Linked DNA regions of Mus musculus: region 2 is linked to region 1. The links are chromatin loops, found by intact Hi-C in ENCODE. Cell type or tissue: left cerebral cortex. All regions are shown on one strand.

Region 1 (2,500 bases):
ATTACCTGCATGCATTCCTCTGAAACTCATTCAGGTAGTTTGTTGGTTTCAAAGGTAGAAATTGCTTCTTCATCTCTAGCCCCACTTGGATTCTGGATACATTTATAAAACATCTATACTTGTTGGCTTAGGAATGCTCCTGACAGATGCAATTGAGCATGACCAAAGGTCTGGTTCAAAAGCAAATGCCATCTGGATGGTTAAGAAAAATGCCAAGGGAAGAACACACAGGACCAATAGCAGCAACTTCTGATAACCATGGTTCCCAACAGATGCATACTATGACACCCTCTCTAAAAGGTCCTGGTGCTGATGTGAATATGCATATTCAGGCTTTGATGTCCTTTGAACAAGTCTCATGAGCATCCATACAGAGAAAAGGCTATGTTCAAGTTATGGTATTGGTATTAGCAAGATGAGGCAATAGGAGACAAAGGTCACTAACATCACAAGTATTTCAGTTCATACACAAGAGTCATTCATTTAGCTACTATTTGAAGGTATTTTGTCAAGTGGTGTAAGGCTGATATCAAACAACAATAACAGAAATGCACACACATGCATGCACGTACACACATAATGGGCCCAACAGGCCTGACTGTCATCCATGGCTGCAGTTGTGGCTACCATTTGAGTAATGACTCCATTTCTTTACTCAAATTGCTGTGTAAAGTACTGATAAGCACAGACCTCCTGTCACAGTATCTTGGTTCAAATCCAAGACCCAGGTGTTCCCTACGTGTATTGTTTGGGAATTGCTTTAGTCTCTGGTGTGCTGTAGTGGTGGCCTGCTGTGTGGCGTAGCGTGGGGTACACTGATTTAGAGAGTGCAGGTAAAGAGGTGAGGCCACGACCATGCCCTTGGAAGCTGAAGGACAGGGTCTCATTACTTCTTGTCCTCAACCCCCTCACCCTGGATGTTCAGTTGTGTCGAACATTTGCTCACACATGAGAACATCTGCTGTGATCTCTCAGGGTTGTAATCTCTGTGGCCTCCATCTTAATGCAGTAGTGGTGCACAGAGTGTTGGATCCTTCATCACACCTTCCAGCATCCCCACCCTTGGTCCTTGGTAAGGATCTGTGTTCCCAGACACATAGTCTGTATTTCCTCCCATATGTGTCAGGTTGCAAATTGACTGTACTGTGACTTCCAAAGCTGGGAAAACTTGAGCAAGCAGAAGAGCTACCATCTGGTGAAGCCAGAGAACATTCGCAAAATGAGCAGATCTGTTCTTCACGGCACTGGGCGTTAGACAATGTTACAGATGGCTTCACTAAGGACTACGGGTAAAGTGCAGAGAACCAAGCATGCCTATCTGTCTCCTCTTGAAAGCAACTACTGTGGAAATGCTACCAGAGTGTGAGTCCTGACAACCTTAAGACAGGCTTGGCTATTTGTCTTCAATAATCCAATTAAACAAACAGAGGAAGAAAAGAAAGAAAAAAAGATTTATTCAATGTGGATACACTGAGAAGAACAAAAGATCCAATTACTCATCCCAACCTGAGTCTATCTTGTGGATGTTAGCATAAGGCTAGGTTTAAATAGAGATTGAGCAGAATCCATAGCTAAATAGTTCTGTCAAGGTGTGGTCTTGTTCATCAGGATTCTCAGGGCTCCTCTGACAAGTTGTCAGTGCTGTGTGAACTCTCTTCCAGGGAGACATGTTTCCTCTCTGGCTAGCACCAGGCATCAGCCTTTTTCTCTCCCACTGTGAGAATCCTGGTGAAATCCCAATTTCTTTAGAAATATTGTCTCAGTAGTCTGATAACCAAAAGGGGGCACAAGTGTCTCTAAAATATTTTTATTCTTGCCAGGATGGCTTAGGACTAGTTGGTAGGCAAAACTATATAAACAAAAAGACACACTTGCCTTGAAGCCCAGACAAATGGAGGTTGAAAGCCTTGTGCCTGTGTGTGTGTGTGTGTGTGTGTGTGTGTGTGTGTGTGTTGGAGGGTAATGAATGATTCAACTGTTCTCTTGTCTGAACTAGTTTGAACTAGCAACACAGTAATACCACAAGGGCCCCTTAGCAATATAGTACTACATGGGGCTTCCTACATCAAGTTATAGAGGCCCAACTTGAACTTAGTATCTAATAGCTCATGTAACCCTGTTATGGGAAAGGCTGGCTTTAGCGTTGCCTGGATTACCATGGGTCATATTCTCATCTTTGTTTTCCTCTAAGGAGTGGGCTCATCCTCTCCTAGTGAAGACAAATTACATTCATTGGCTAGGAACCTTCTTATAGAATTCCCAGGGAATTACTCCATTCAGATGACATTGACCTTCAAAGGACAACTTGATCTTATCCCAAACCACTTTTAAGCCGCCATTGCAGGTACAGGGGTGTTTAAAACCTTGCCACTGCAAGCCCAACAAACAGGAAAGAAACCTTTAGGAGAGGTTGAAAAGAAATAAGCAAGAAGGAATAGGGCTGATAGGTTGCTAGGCAACCTATCCTGAGACGGATGTGCTAGGAGCCAATGAAAACACC
Region 2 (2,500 bases), 240 kb after region 1:
GTCTCCCCACATCAGTTATGACATTCTTTCACAGGCATCTTCCGGCTGACTCTGTCATTTTGACGGCACGATTTGAGTACTTATTCAAGGAAACCTGATCTTTTAAACATTTAATAGTTTTCTTCCTCTCCTAGGCAGAGGAGGTTGTCTTTCTTTCTTTCTTTCTTTCTTTCTTTCTGTCTCTCTCTCTCTCTCTCTTTCTTTCCTTCTTTCTTTTTTTTTTCTCGAGACAGTTTCTCTCTGTAGCCCTGGCTGTCCTGGAACTCACTTTGTAGACCAGGCTGGCCTCGAACTCAGAAGTCCACCTGCCTCTGCCTCCCAAGTGCTGGGATTAAAGGTGTGTGCCACCATTGCCCAACTTTCTTCCTCCCTTCCTTCTTTCCTTCCTTTCTTTCTTTCTTTCTTTTTTTTTTTTTTTTTTTTTTAGAGGAGGTCTTATATCCTAGGCAGGTTTCACATGTTTGGCATGGAGCAGAGAGGATGAACAATTTGACAGTTTTAGTGTCCCCTGTCTGCAAATGGCTGTGACCTGGGGGCTTTTCCCTGTCTTGCTTCCTTTCCTTGCTTACAAATGAGTTTCTGTCTATATAAAACCCAGAAAGCAAGCAAGACATGTTCTCAGAGATTAAAGAACTTTCCTTTTCTATTTATTGAAACCAAGACCCTCAGAAGATGTCTTAGAATTATTGTAATCTCTGTCTCTCTCTGTCTCTCTCCCTTTCCTTCTCCCTCTTCTCTCTCTCTCTCTCTCTCTGAAGTTAGATAAACAATAACATTTGAAATGGAAATGAATTCCCATCCAGACCTGTCTGTGTCACACCTGGGCCAAGTGATGTGAATATTAAGTTGAGGTTCTGGAGCTGAGCATAGGCTTGTAAGGTTTCACGGGAGAAAAGGCATCTATCTGGTCAGCTTGAGGTAGCCACATGCAATGCAGTTCTGCCACCTATGGGGGGCTCAGGAAGTACCTGTGGGTTGACTTAGGCTGGATTACGGCTATCTGCATGTTTGAAAGCATGTCTGGGGTTAACAGGTGGAGACCTCTGCATCAGCTGTCTGAGTCCTGCTTTGCTGCCCTTCCTGCCCATGGCTGCAGGAACAGATGAGAACAAGATTTTCTAGTTTGTGGAATCATCTCTCGGGGGTTTTATGTTTTCATGTTTCCCAACGACCCTGCCAAGTCTATGTTTGTGAGAACAAGTCCAGGCCAGTGCCTGAGTTTCTGCCTACTCTGACTTCCTTCAGGCCCTGGCAGTCCTTCAGAATTCCATGGGCTCCTGACCACTTCATCCCACATGCCTGGCAAGGTCCTTCCTGGAGGCTGCTTTGGTCAGTGTCTCCTCTGGTAGAGTTCCCCTCAAGGCACGGGCCCCCAAACCCTTGCTCCCCTCTGGAGATGTTCCCATGCTTAAGGACCAGGAGACTGTGACTCATGAGCTACAAGAAGTCCTTGGCATGCGCCCTGCTGGCTGGAAGAAGATTAATGGCCCAGTGAATGTGCTTGCTGAAGGAGGACGGCATAGGCAATGGCAGCGAGTTCCTGCTGGGAGAACACTTGCCAGCCCGTGGGGGATACCAGCCTTGGCATGGCAGAACAGTGGGTTTGCTCGGGTATTTGAAGGTGTGTGTCTCAGAGGGAACCCTCAACTCCTTTCCCCTGCAGCTCCTGTTGGAAGCAGGTGCACAAGATGGTGCCTTACCTATTGCCGCTTGAAAGCCTGCTGCAGGCTAGCACTGGAGAAGGCTGCTGGGTGGTTATACCTCGCTTCATGGAGCATCTGAGGACTGTTCTTCAAGATGTGCCAGTCACTCATTTACTCATTCCTTGTCTTCAACCAGTAAACAAAAGTCCTTCAGTAAGTATCCATAAGGATTGGGTTGCAGGGCTCCCAAGGTAGCCAAGGTCACAGATATTCAAGTGCCTTATGGGAAGTGGTGTCACATTGGCATGCTTCCTCCACACTCACTTCAGATACTTCATTCACTTCAGTGAAGGACAAAAGAGATTAAATGAGAGACAAGATATTCTATATTAACAAGAGCTACTCACAAAGAAATTAACATTTTCTACATGTAGACAATGAGGCAGAGTTAGAAGTGGCAAACTTGTGGTCGTTTTAGGACATTAAATACTTTCTCATATAGGTGCCTTTACATGGTTGTTGCTCATCAGGGTAAAAATGAAATCAGTCTTGAAATAGTGGCTGGGTCCCTCTAACAGCAACCTTAGGAGAGCAGAGGCAGCTCCTAAAGATGCCTCGGAACAGGGACTTAAGAAGAACAGGGGAGGCCAGGCGTGGTGGCGCATGCCTTTAATCCCAGCACTTGGGATGCAGAGGCAGGTGGATTTCTGAGTTTGAGGCCAGCCTGGTCTACAGAGTGAGTTCCAGGACAGCCAGAGCTATACAGAGAAACCCTGTCTCGAAAAACCAGAAGAAGAAGAAGGAGGAGGAGAAGGAGAAGGAGAAGGAGAAGGAGAAGGAGAAGGAGAAGGAGAAGG

What was found. Peaks named below come from ENCODE experiments on the same cell type or tissue, not always from the same donor. Only the 100,000 strongest peaks of a DNase experiment are listed, where the experiment ranks them.
Region 2: it touches region 1 in a loop (2.7-fold over the local background); 14 of 42 quality-filtered maps call a loop at or near these places.

What each region holds. Positions count from the first base shown.
Region 1 is chr4:11,919,372-11,921,871 of GRCm38, reverse strand. No RefSeq gene overlaps it. Among named protein-coding and RNA genes, the nearest start is that of Pdp1, 46 kb to the left of the region's middle. In left cerebral cortex, no CTCF peak of the experiment used is centred here; a DNase peak (open chromatin) is centred at 1,171; H3K27ac peaks cover 545 bases.
Region 2 is chr4:11,674,920-11,677,419 of GRCm38, reverse strand. It overlaps Gm35884 (a long non-coding RNA gene), which reads left to right and starts at 1,242. Exons shown (of 4, transcript XR_881129.1): 1 at 1,242-1,856. In left cerebral cortex, a CTCF peak has its summit at 962; no DNase peak of the experiment used is centred here.